Regions from separate parts of the Homo sapiens genome. Here region 1 is linked to region 2. A link is an interaction called in ENCODE POLR2A ChIA-PET data of the cell type or tissue named here. Cell type or tissue: HCT116. All regions are shown on one strand. Links, peaks and the distances in the headings refer to the core of each region. The heading gives the core; the rest is flanking DNA. Region 1 has its middle 24 kb from the start of TNFSF14. Region 2 has its middle 11 kb from the start of CD70.

The links. ChIA-PET counts read pairs that join two places held together with the same protein. Peaks named below come from ENCODE experiments on the same cell type or tissue, not always from the same donor. Only the 100,000 strongest peaks of a DNase experiment are listed, where the experiment ranks them.
Region 1: POLR2A ChIA-PET joins it to region 2 with 7 read pairs; 6 of 35 experiments call an interaction of 5 or more read pairs at or near these places.

What each region holds. Positions count from the first base shown.
Region 1 is chr19:6,643,310-6,649,798 of GRCh38, reverse strand. No RefSeq gene overlaps it. Among named protein-coding and RNA genes, the nearest start is that of TNFSF14, 24 kb to the left of the region's middle. In HCT116, for the core only: no CTCF peak of the experiment used is centred there; no DNase peak of the experiment used is centred there.
Region 2 is chr19:6,576,735-6,583,223 of GRCh38, reverse strand. It overlaps a transcript of CD70 not described here. Among named protein-coding and RNA genes, the nearest start is that of CD70, 11 kb to the left of the region's middle. RefSeq lists enhancers at 3,335-3,394, 3,356-4,038, 5,288-5,787, 5,408-6,092. In HCT116, for the core only: no CTCF peak of the experiment used is centred there; a DNase peak (open chromatin) is centred at 2,713; H3K4me3 peaks cover 387 bases; H3K27ac peaks cover 679 bases.

The DNA of each region.
Region 1 (6,489 bases), core at 752-5,751, 66 kb before region 2:
TAGATCCTAAGGAGTAGGATGTGGACATCTTGAGGTGTGGGGTTGGGGAGAAATTGCCTTATTCTGTCTGCCATAACAGTCCTTTGTGGCAAATAAAGAATGTTTTCTATATTTTAAATAATCAAGGTGTGTGCCTATGAGTGTTAAAAACAGAATCCAGCTTACTTTACATGTTTACACCAATTACTTGGCCCCTGTAAGCATTTGAGTTTGGAATCCTTGAATATCCTTAGATAACATGGCTCATGACCAGGATTTGGGAATGCAAAGGATTCTGACATTTAACCTTTGAGTTGATAAAACAAAGACTGGAGGGCCGAGGGCTCTAGGCAAAGGGAGCAGCTTGTGCAGAGGCTCTGAAGCAGGAAGGAGCTTGAAGACATCCAGGAATCAAAGGAAACCCAGAGTCTCTGGAGTCCAGAGGTGAAGAGTGAGGAGGAGGGCGGGGTGCAGTGAGCAGTGGCCAGAGGGGTGGAGGAGACAGAAGAGGAAGGACTTTGTATAAGCCATTAGAATTTTATTTTAAGTGTAATGGAAGATTTCTAATGGAAGACCATTAGAATACTTTTTAAAAATTGTTAATGCCTAGAGATTTTTACAAAAACTTATTAGGGCCGGGCACGGTGGCTCACATCTGTAATCCCAGCACTTTGGGAGGCCAAGGAGGGCGGATCACTTGAGCCCAGGACTTCAAGACCAGCCTGGGCAACATCGCAAAACCCTGTCTCTACAAAAAATACAAAAATAAGCTGGGTGTGGTGGCATGCACATGCAGTCCCAGCTACTCGGGAGGCTGAGGCAGGAGAATCGCTTAAGCCTGGCAGGGGCGGAGGTTGCAGTGAGCCAAGGTTGTGCCACTGCCCTCCAGCCTGGGCAACAGGGGTGAAACCCTGTCTCAAAAAAATAAATAAATTATTAGGGCAATTTATGAACATGCACAAAAAAGAGGAAAATTGTCTAAGAAACTCCCATAAATTCATCACTTCATTTCAATAGTTTCAATGTCCTGCCACGCTGACTTTATCAACTACCCTCTTTCTAAATTTGATATTATTTCAGATATCATCCCATTTCACATCCCCCCTTGAATATTTTGAATGTATCTCCAAGGGATAAAAGGTATATCTCCTCCATGTACGTATAAAACCATGCCGCCATGATCACGTTCAACGAAATGACATTTCCTTAATAAAACCAATTCCCCAGAGTCTAGCTTCACCCACAGGGCGTTTTAATCTCCCTTACAGGGTATTTAAATCTCCCTCTGTCTCCCAGAATTGAACCCGACTCTGATCAAGTCTTATGTTCAGATTACCAGCTTACAGCAGGGGTCAGCAAACTGGCCCGTGGACACAATCCTGCCCCACCTCCAATTTTTGTACAGCTCACAAGTTAAGAATAGTTTCACATTTTTAAGTCAAAAGAAGAATAATATTTTATAACACAAAAAGTATATGCAATTAAAATTCCAGCATCCATAAAGATTTTTATTGGTCTACAGTGACTCCCGTCTATTTGTATACTGTCTATGACAGCTTTTGCACTTAAATGGAAGGATTAAGTTGCCGTGACAGGGACTGCATAACTCACAGAGCCAAAAGTATTTAGTATTGGGCCCTTTATAGAAAATATTTGCCAAGCTCTGGTTTACAGGGTTAGGGGATAGAAGAATACGTGCAATGACACTGCAAGGGTGAAATCACACTGGAAAAATCTACAGGACAAGCAACCTAGTGTATCCAATAGCTTAAGAAAAAACAGCAGTAGGCGTAGAGAGTGTAAAGGGAAAATATTTATTGATTTTTTTTTAGTAGGAAATGCATCCAACAAATCCAGTGTGCAAACTTTCCTCTCCTTCCAAAAGGAGAGGACAATAGTCTAAGAAATACCCATAAATCCATCACTTAAATTCAATAGTTTCAATGTCCTGCCTTGCTGACTTTATCAACTACCCTCTTTCTAAATTTGATATTGTTTCAGATATCATCCCATTTCACATGCCCCCTTGAATATTTTGAAGGTATCTCCAAGGGGTAGAAGGTGTATCTCCTTCACGTATGTATAAAACCATGTTGCCTCAAGTGATTCTCCTGCCTCAGCCTTCCAAGTAGCTGGGATTACAGGCATGCGCCACCACACCCAGCTTATTTTTGTATTTTCTGTAGAGACGGGGTTTCGCTATGTTGCCCAGGCTGGTCTTGAACTCCTGGGCTCAAGTGACCCGCTCTCCTTCACCTCCCAAAGTGCTGGGATTGCAGATGTGAGCCACCATGCCAGCCTCCCAAAGTGCTGGGATTACATTTGGATCCAGATTCAAGCCAGTCATGTTAGTCAGGGTTCTCCAGAGAAACAGAACCAAGGAGGGGAAGGTAGAGGCCTTTCCAGCGGCAAACAAGACTCAGAATTTAGGTGCTCCATGTCCTCAACTTCATCCTTGTCTTCCCACATATCCCAATTCCAGTTTCCAGGATACTATTCTTACAGGATACCATTGATACTAATCAATGCCCTCAGTTTATCAGTAGACATCCTTGGAAGCTGGGAGTCCAACTTGCCCTGAAATCCGGCCAATCACAGAATAAGATTCTGTGTTTGCTTTTCACCACTCTCAGCCCTGAGGCTACAGGAGACAAGGATGTCCTTTAGGGCACACATAGAAGATGTCAGGTTACTTATGCAGTGCTTGAGCTGGGAATTCAAATCCCTAAGTTCATCCTCTTCTCTCAGCACTCTATCCAGTGACATTAGGAGGAGCCAGCCAATCTCATTATATTCATTCGATTTTCAAAACTTCTCAGAAGTATCAAATACACAGTGACAAGATCTTTGCTTCTTATAGATAGTTAATTAGGAGTATACAGTGGTGATATCTGCATCTCTCTATTGCCAGATCATGCCATGGACCACCAGTGCTCTCTTACTACTGTAAAGAGTCATTAGCCTCTTTCAGTTTAATCAGATTAGAGAGCCAATTTCAGAAGAACGAGAAGCAATTCAGAAAGCTCATTCTTCCTCTAGAACCACTTTTTTTTTTTTTTTTTGAGTTGGGGTCTCACTCTGTGACCCAGGCTGGATTGCAATGGCATAATCATCGCTCACTGCAGCCTCAAACTCTTTGGCTTAAGGGATTCTCCCATCTCAGCCTTCCAAACAGCTAGAACTACAGGTACACGCTTCCACACCTGGCTAATTTTTTTTTTTTTTTTTTTTTTTTTTTTTTTTGTGAGATGGAGTCTTGCTCTGTTGCCAGGTTGGAGTGCAGTGGCATTATCTCGGCTCACTGCAACCTCCACCTCCTAGGTTCAAGTGATTCTCCCTTCTCAGCCTCCCGAGTAGCTGGGACTACAGGCACGTGCCACCATGCCCAGCTAATTTTTGTATTTTTAGTAGAGATGGGGTTTCATGATGTTGGCCAGGATGGTCTCGATCTCTTGACCTCTTCATCCGCCCACCTCGGCCTCCCAAAGTGCTGTGATTACAGACATGAGCCACCGCACCCAGCCACACCTGGCTAATTAAAAAAATTTTTTTGGAGATGAGGTCTCACTGTGTTGCCTAGGCTGGTTTGAACTCCTGGCCTCAAGCGATCCTCCTGCCTCAGCCTCCCAGAATGCTGAGATTTCCAGCATGAGCCATCACACCCAGTTTAGAACAACTCTTGGTACCAAAATCTGTATTAGTCAGGATTCTCCAGAGAAATGGAACCATTAAGTTTCATATATATATATATATATATATCTCAAACATTGGAGGTCTTTCAGCAGGAGACTGATGTGGTTAGATCACATCAGTGATCTAATGGTGGGGGCCAGAAGAGTGGATTCATAGCACCCCTGTTAGGACAGGGGTGAGACATGAAGAGAGAGGATTCTGATCAGAGAAGGAACAGCAGGCTCCAGCATCAAAGTTGGGAGGGAGGTTTTGGGGTAAGGAGACAAAAAGATAAGCTCAGCCTTCCTCCATAAAGCTTTTTCTGAATCTCACCCACATCCCATCTCCTCCATTCCTGGGCTCCATCCCTGGGGCTCCATTCTTCCAGCCCTGACCACATAGAACTAAAAGCATCTTGTCCAGCTGTGACTCCTCCACCCATCCCAGAGGATCCTCAAAAAAAGGAGCCTGGACATGAGTTATTCTGGGGTCCCCTACACCCAGTAAGGGGTCCAGGAAAAATGTTCTGCAGGATTTCTGCAACGGGAGAGAGCTCAGTGGTCTGAGGCCATGGAAGGCTGGATGAGGATCAGGAAGATCTCAGTGAACAGGGAGGAAATTCAGGGCCATCGCTAGTCTAAGGCTGCAGTGGAGGGTGACCATGGCAGGGGTCACAGAGGAAAATGAGGCAGGGCAAGGGGAAATTGTAAATGCCAGTGTAAAGAATTGTGGTGTCAGTTATAGGCAATAGAGAGTTTCCATCATTAACACCACAAGGAGCAGCATTTAACCAATGATGGATGGGATTTAGTGGATAAATACCCGGCTTCCCTGTCCCCAGGGTGGGACAACTCCAAGGCATAGTCTACACAGTCACCCCAAAGTCCCCAATGGGATAGCCCATAGCAGACACCTGTGCACTAATACACCCTGTATTAGTTCCTACCCATACCTCTTCTCACATTTCCTGGGGATGCCTTTGTGGTGTACAGACCCTGGGGTGATTTCCCAAAAATTCCTACCTCCTGGCATCCAAGCCTTTGTATAATCCCCTCTCCTTGAGTTCCAGCAGAACCTGACTTGCTTCTAACCAATAGAAGATGACAAAGATGGCCAGGTGTGTGGTGGCTTGCACCGGTAATCCTAGCACTTTGGGAGGCCAACGCGGGAGGACTGCTTGAGCCCAGGAATTGGAAACCAGCCTGAGCAACATAGTGAGATCGCATCTCTACAAAAATTTTTTTTTAAGTTAGCTAGGCATGGTGGCGCATGCCTGTAATCCCAGCTACTCAGGAAGCTGAGGCAGAAGGATCACTTGAGTTCAGGAGTTCAAGACCAGCCTGGGCAACATGGCAAGACCCTGGCTCTGCAAAAAATTTAAAAACTTAGCCAGGTGTGGTGGCACACGCCTGTAGTCCCAGCTACTCAGGAAGCTGAAGCAGGAGGATCGCTTGAGTTCAGGAGTTCAAGACTGGCCTGGGCAACATAGCAAGACCTTGGCTCTACAAAAAAATTTATTTTATTTTATTTTATTTTATTTTATTTTATTTTATTTTATTTTATTTTATTTGAGACAGACTCTCACTCTGTTGCCCAGGCTGGAGTGCAGTGGCGTGATTTCGGCTCACTGAAACTTCCACCTCCCAGGCTTAAACAATTCTCCTGCTTGGACCTCCTGAGTAGCTGGGATTACAGGCATGTGCCACCACGCCCAGCTAATTTTTATAGTTTTAGTAGAGATGGGGTTTTGCCATGTTGGCCAGGCTGGTCTCAAACTCCTAACCTCAGGTGATCCGTCTGCCTCGGCCTCCCAAAGTGCTAGGATAATAGGTGTGAGCCACTGCACCCGGCCTACAAAAAATTTTAAAAATTAGCCAGGCGTGGTAGCACATGCCTGTAGTCCCAGCTACTCAGGAGGCTGAGGTGGAAGGACTGCTTGAGTCCAGAAGTTTGAGGCTGCAGTGAGCTATGATCACACCACTGCACTCTAGTCTGGGCAACAGAACGAGATGCTGTCTCAATTTAAAAAAATAAAAATAAAAATTTAAAAGATGGCAAAGGTGATGGGCTATCACTCCCTTGATTAGGTTACATTATATAGGACTATCAGACTGGAATGAGAGGTTCCCTGATGGCCTTGAAGAAGCACATTGCCAGCTGTGAACTGCCTATGGAAAGGGTCATATGGCACAGAACGGCAAGAAGCCTCTAAAAGCCGAGGGCCTCAATCTTACCACCACAAGGAACCGAATTCTGCCAACAACCAGCTGAGCTTGGAAAAGGACTGCAAACTCCGGGAAAGAATGTAGTGCAGTCGACATATGAACTGTAGTCTTGAGACCCACAGCACAATGCTCAATTAAACTGTCCGTCTACCTGAACTTTTTTTTTTTTTTAGACGGAGTTTCACTCTTGTCGTCCAGGCTGGAGTGCAATGGCGCGATCTTGGCTGACTGCAACCTCCACCTCCCAGGTTCAAGCCATTCTCCCGCCTCAGCCTCCCAGTACCTGGGATTACAGGCACCTGCCACCACGCCCAACTAATTTTTGTATTTTTAGTAGAGGCAGGGTTTCACCATGTTGGCCAGGCTGGTCTCAAACTCCCGACCTCAGGTGACTCGCCTGCCTCAGCCTCCCAAAGTGCTGGGATTACAGACGTGAATCTGTACCTGGACTTCTGACTGAGGACACTGAGATAATGATAAAGATGTGGGCCAGGCGCAGTGGCTCATGCCTGTAATCCCAGCATTTTGGGAGGCCGAGGCGGGCGGATCACAAGGTCAGGAGATCGAGACCATCCTGACTAACATGGTGAAACCCCATCTCTACTAAAAATAC
Region 2 (6,489 bases), core at 445-5,444:
AACCTGAGTCACAAGCCCGAGGCAATTCATCTACATAGTAGTGGACTCAGGATTCCAAGCCAGATAATCCCGCATCTTGCATCCATGATCTCACTTCTAGAAGGGGAAGTGAGAGGAGTGGTGGGGTGTCCCAGCTGAGGGAGGGAAAATGAGACCCATGCGCCACCCGCCCTCACAAATCTAGCCCTGCAGCCCCTCTCCAACCTTACCTGGACTCAGAACCATGCATCTGGAAAAGCCACAGACACTCGACGCCAGCCTGTGAAAGCAGCCGGGAGGGAGGCTGTATCCTGCAAAGCCACAGGGAAGGGGCTGCCCAAGACCATGGGAACCCACCACTTACATCAGCGTGACCTGGATGTGAGACACAGAGTCAAAGGAGATTATCTGGCAGCTTTAAGATTGGACTGCCTGACTATTCACAATAGCAAAGACTTGGAACCAACCCAAATGTCCATCAATGATAGACTGGATTAAGAAAATGTGGCACATATACACCATGGAATACTATGCAGCCATAAAAACGGATGAGTTCATGTCCTTCATAGGGACATGGATGAAGCTGGAAACCATCATTCTGAGCAAACTATTGCAAGGACAGAAAACCAAACACCGCATGTTCTCACTCATAGGTGGAAATTGAACAATGAGAATACTTGGACACAGGGAGGAGAACATCACACACCGGGGCCTGTCGTGGAGTGTGGAGTCGGGGGAGGGGGGGAGGGATAGCATTAGGAGAAATACCTAATGTAAATGACAAATTAATGGGTGCAGTAAACCAACACGGCACATATATACATATGTAACAAATCTGCACGTTGTGCACATGTACCCTAGAACTTAAAGTATAATTAAAAAAAAAAAAAAAAAAAGATTTGACTGCCTGGCCAGGCACAGTGGCTCATGCCTATAATCCTAACACTTTGGGAGGCCGAGGCGAGCAGATTGCCTGAGCTGAAGAGTTCGAGACCAGCCTGGGCAATATGGTGAAACCCCGTTTCTACTAAAATACAAAAAAAAAAAAATTAGCCAGGCGTGGCAGCGTGCGCCTGTAGTCCCCGCGACTTGGAGGCTGATGCAGGAGAATCGCTTTAACCCGGGAGGCAGAGGTTGCAGTGAGCCGAGATCGAGCCACTGTACTCCAGACTGGGTGACAGAGCGACACTCTGTCTCAAAAAAAAAAAAAAGATTTAACTGCCCCACTGGATTTTGGAATTGCAGGGGACCTTCAGCCCCTTCGTTTGTCCAGTTTCTCCCATTTGGAATGGGTATATCCAACGCCTGTACCCCATTGTATATAGGAAGTAACTAACTTGCTTTTGATTTTACAGGCTCACAGAAGGGACGTGCCTTGTCTCAGATGAGATTTTGGACTGTGGACTTTTGAGTTAATGCTGAAATGAGTTAAGACTTTGGGGGATAGTTAGGAAGGCATGACTAGTTTGAGGACATTATACTCAATGAAATAAGCCAGTCAAAAAGGAAAAATATGTATTGTATAAACTAACTTACATTAATCTACCACATAGGATTAAAACTGTTCACAGGAATATAAAATAGAATTTTTTAGATATACAGTCTTTGAGGGTTTCCTTGTGTTTCTACCAGTCCAGAACTTTTCTTCAGGTGCTTAACCGTCATTTGAATCAGTTCTATTTTCTTTTTTCTTTGTTTGTTTTGATTTTTTGTTTCTTTGTTTGTTTTTTGAGATGGAGTTTCGCTCTTGTCACCCAGGCTGGAATGCAGTGGCACGGTCTCAGCTCACTGCAACCTCCACCTCCCGAGTTCAAGTGATTCTCCTGCCTCAGCCTCTCGAGTAGCTGGGATTACAGGCATCCACCACCACGCCTGCCTGTAATCCCACCTACTCGGGAGGCTGAGGCAGGAGAATCGCTTGAACCTGGGAGGCAGAGGTTGCAGTGAGCCAAGATCGTGCCACTGCACTCCAGCTTGGGCAACAGAGTGAGACTCCATTTCCAAAAAAAAAAAAAAGAGAGAAAGAAAAAGAAATTCAATGTCCATTAACAGGAAGGCTGAGGCAGGAGGCTAGAATCCAGGAGTCTGCAGTGAGCTATGTTCATGTGGCACTCCACCTAGGGTGACAAAGGAATATAAAGAAAAAAAAGAAAGAAAGAGACAAAGAGAGAGAGAGAAGGAGGGAAGGAGGGAAGAAGGAAGGAAGGATTATTTGATGTTACATGATTTTCACCTCAATTTTTGAAAAAAGAGTGTATACACAGGGTTTTATAGAAAAGAAAATACAAGGCCAGGCGCAGTGGCTCACACCTGTAATCCCAGCACTTTGGGAGGCCAAAGCAGGTGAATCAGCTGAGGTCAGGAGTTTGAGACCAGCCTGGCCAACGTGGTGAAGCCCCATGTCTATAAAAATAGAAAAAAATTAGCCAGGCGTGGTGGTGGGCACCTGTGGTCCCAGCTGCTCAGGAGTCTGAGGCAGGAGAATTGCTTGAACCTGGGAGGCAGAGGTTGCAGTGACCCAAGATCATCACACCACTGCACTCCAGCCTAGGCAACAAAGCGAGACTCCATCTCCAAAAAAAAAAAAAAGAGAGAGAGAGAGAAAAGAAAGAAAAAAGAAAATTCAAAGTCCGTTAACAGTTAATCACCATCTTGTCCACCTCCTCAAAAGGAAATTCAATGTCCATTAACAGGACCACGAGCGGTGACTCATGCTTGTTCCCAGCACTTTGGGAGGCCAAGACGGGTGATTCACCTGTCCCAGCTGAGAGAGGGGAAGGATCACCCGCCTCGGCTTGGTCAGAAGGGTAATAAGGGCAAGACCAGCCTGGCTTATATGGCAAAACCCTATCTCTACTAAAATACAAAAAAAAAAAAAATAGCCAGGCATGATGGCAGGCGCCTGTAGTCCCTGCTACCTGGGAGGCTGAGGCAGGAGAATCGCTTGAACCCAGGAAGCAGAGGTCGCAGTGAGCCAAGATCACAACAAGTCTGGCTATTTTTTTTTTTTTTTTTTTTTTTGTATTTTTAGTAAAGACTGGGTTTCACCATGTTGGCCAGGCTGGTCTTGAACTCCTGACCTCAGGTGACCCACCCACCTTGGCCTCCCAAAGAGCTAGGATTACAGGCATGAGCTGCTGTGCCCAGCCTCATCTTTTGAAATTTAGCATTAAACTCGGACATCCAGATTAACAGGATAGAGACCAGAGATGTCCACTGTCATAAATTTAGCCTGCACAAAGGAGGAACTGGTGTTTTGATGAATCTACGTAATTCACCAATTAACCGACCACACTTTGTGTGTGGTCTTTTTTAAGGGTGATGGTAAATGCTTCATGAGTCTGTTGTGCTGAGATAGGAAAACTGTATCTCTTTAAAATTCTCATAATACTGATTTAAATATCATGCTGGTGTGTGTATGTACAATGCACATGCAAATTTCCAGCAAACCTTACCAGCCCTAAGACCCAAGTGAGGCTATTTGAACGCAGAGCCCACATTTTCCAATTTGGGGTAAACCCACTCCTTAATAGCTCGCAAGCCTCCAGAGAGCCCACATATTTGTGCCCCAATATCTGCTCATTTCCTCCTACCCCTATTCCCTGGTAACCACAGTTCTACTCTCTGTCTAAGAGTTTGGCTTTGTTTTTTTTTTTAAAGATTCCCCATATTGACAGAACAGGAGTATCACCATCTTGGACAAGTGCTGCCATTTTAAGTTTCATCTTGATCAGAGCTGGGCGGGGTGGCTCACACCTATAATCCCAGCACTTTGGGAGGCCAAGGTGGGCGGATCATGAGGTCAGGAGATTGAGACCAGCCTGGCTAACATGGTGAAACCCCGTCTCTACTAAAAATACAAAAAAATTAGCCAGGCGTGGTGGCGGGTGCCTGTAGTCCCAGCTACTCAGGAGGCTGAGGCAGGAGAATGGCATGAACCCGGGAGGCAGAGGTTGCAGTGAGCTGAGATCACACCACTGCATCCAGCCTGGGCAACAAAGAGAGAGTCCATCCCAAAAAAAAAAAAAAAAAAAAGTTTCATCTTGATCAAAAAACTGCCTAAATCCAAATGGCATCAGCCTAATGGCTAAGGTCACTATGACCATAAACCACAAATAACATCCTCAACCACAGACATTCCAGCCCCAAGATAACCTCCTTTCTGGCTGGGAAGATGTCAGCCCCAAGATAACCTCCCCTGTGACCAGAGACATTCCAACCCCCCGCCATAAACCTCTCCTCCACACAGAAACATTCCAAGCTTGTGATAAGCCCCCTCACCCTAAAACCAATATATACTTTTAATCTGTAAGAGAGAGCACTCTTGACCAAAATTGGCCAGAAGCCCCTCTCAGGTTTATTCTCCAAAATAAACCCGTCTTTGACTGTTGAGCCCCTTTTCGTGTTTCTTTTCTCTTTCTTTAACTCTTACACGTATAAGTAAGATCACGCAGTATTTGCCTTTCTGTGTCTGGCTTATTTCACTTAGCCTAATGTCCTCCAGGTTCATCCATATTGTCCCAAATGTCAGGATTTTCTTCTCTTGTAAGATGAAATAGTATTCCAATGTGTCTGTAGACCATACTTTCTTTATCTATTCTTTCATTAATGGACACTTATGTTGTTTTCATGTCTTGGCTATTATAAATAATTCTGCAATGGCACTATTCACAATAGCAAAGACTTGGAACCAACCCAAATGCCCATCAGTGACAGACTGGACAAAGAAAATGTGGCACATATACACCATGGAATACTATGCAGCCATAAAAGAGAATGAGTTCATGTCCTTTGTAGGGACATGGATGAAGCTGGAAGCCAAGCCATCATTCTCAGCAAACTAACACAGGAACAGAAAACCAAACACCGCGTGTTCTCACTCATAAGTGGGGGTTGAACAATGAGAATACATGGACACAGGGAAAGGAACATCACACACCGGGGCCTGTCAGGGGTTGGGGGGCAAGGGGAGGGAGAGCATTAGGACAAATACCTAATGCATGTGGGGCTTAAAACCTAGATGATGGGTTGATAGGTGCAGCAAACCACCATGGCACATGTATACTTATGGAACAAGTCTGCACATTCTACACATGTATCCCAGAACTTAAAGTAAAATTTAAAAAAAAATAGTAATGCTGCAATGTTCATGCAGATATTACTATGTTCTGACTTCTCAACGTCAGAAGTGCAGCCTTTGAGGAACTGAAACCTGTGTAGCTGAAAGCTATTAAAGAGCAGATTCTCCTGCTCCAAATACTGCATTCTGGAAGAGGGAAGTAAGCTCTTCCAGTCTTAGTGAAACTGTTCTCTGACGTCTTTCTCATATATACCCTGGTTTCCCCATGGGGGCCATGCAAGACCCAGGGCATTCTGGAAGAGGGTGCTGGGGTCTTCTGGTCTTAGTGAAGCTGTTCTCTGGTGTCTGTCTTATATACCCTGGTTCTCTGATGGGACCACACAAGACCCAGAGAAGGCAAACACTTCCACTGGCAGACCTGTGGCAGATTCTTCTCTCCTCCAGCCCCAAGATGATATTGTATTTGCAAGATTGTTTCCTCCCTGAGAATTGGCTTAACACTTTGCCGTTATTCAAATAGGCTGAGACGGGGTGTGTCTCATCCGCTCAGGGGGCAAGCCCAGACAAGCCCAGACAAGACCAAGCTTTCTTTACATTCAGAGACTATCTGGACTCTCAGATGCATATGCAACTCAAAAACCACCTACCACCAGTACCCATAAACACACACACACACACATACACTGAGCACAGCCTCCTCAAGTGCACACACCCAGCCTTTATCTTTGTGTGCACACTTTTGTGCATGCTTAGTCTTTTATGTGCACCGACCATTACTCTGTCAAATAAAAAACAAATCTGAATTTAGCAAGGGAAGACTTTATTCAAAAAGACTATTGCAAGGAGGGTAGAATAGGACTATCCTGTCACACACACCCATGTGAAGAGAGTCCACCAACAGGCTTTGTGTGAGCAACGAGGCTGCTTATTTCCCTTGGGTGCAAGTGGACTGAGTCCAAAAAGAGTGTCAGCAAAGGGAGATGGGGTGGGGCAGTTTTATAGGATTTGGGTAGGTAGTGGAAAATTACAGTTAAAGGTGGTTATCTCTTGGGGGCAGGGGCGGGGTCACAAGGTGCGGTGGGGAGATCATGAGACTCATTGTCCAGGAGAAGGAATGTCACAAGGTTGATTGATTGATTAGTTGGGGTGGGGCAGGAACAAATCACAATAGTGAAATGTCCTCTTTTGTGGTTCTTGAGTTGCTCCAGGCCATCTGAATGTATACGTGCAGGTCACAGGGGTTATGATGGCTTAGCTTCAGCTCAGAGGCCTGACATTACTGTCTTCTTATATTAATAGGAAAAACAAAACAAAATAGTGGTGAAGTGTTGGGGTGGCAAAAAGTTTTTGGGGGGGTGGTATGGAGAGATAATGGGCAATGTTTCTCAGGGCTGCTTCGAGTGGGATTAGGGGTGGCGTGGGAACCTAGA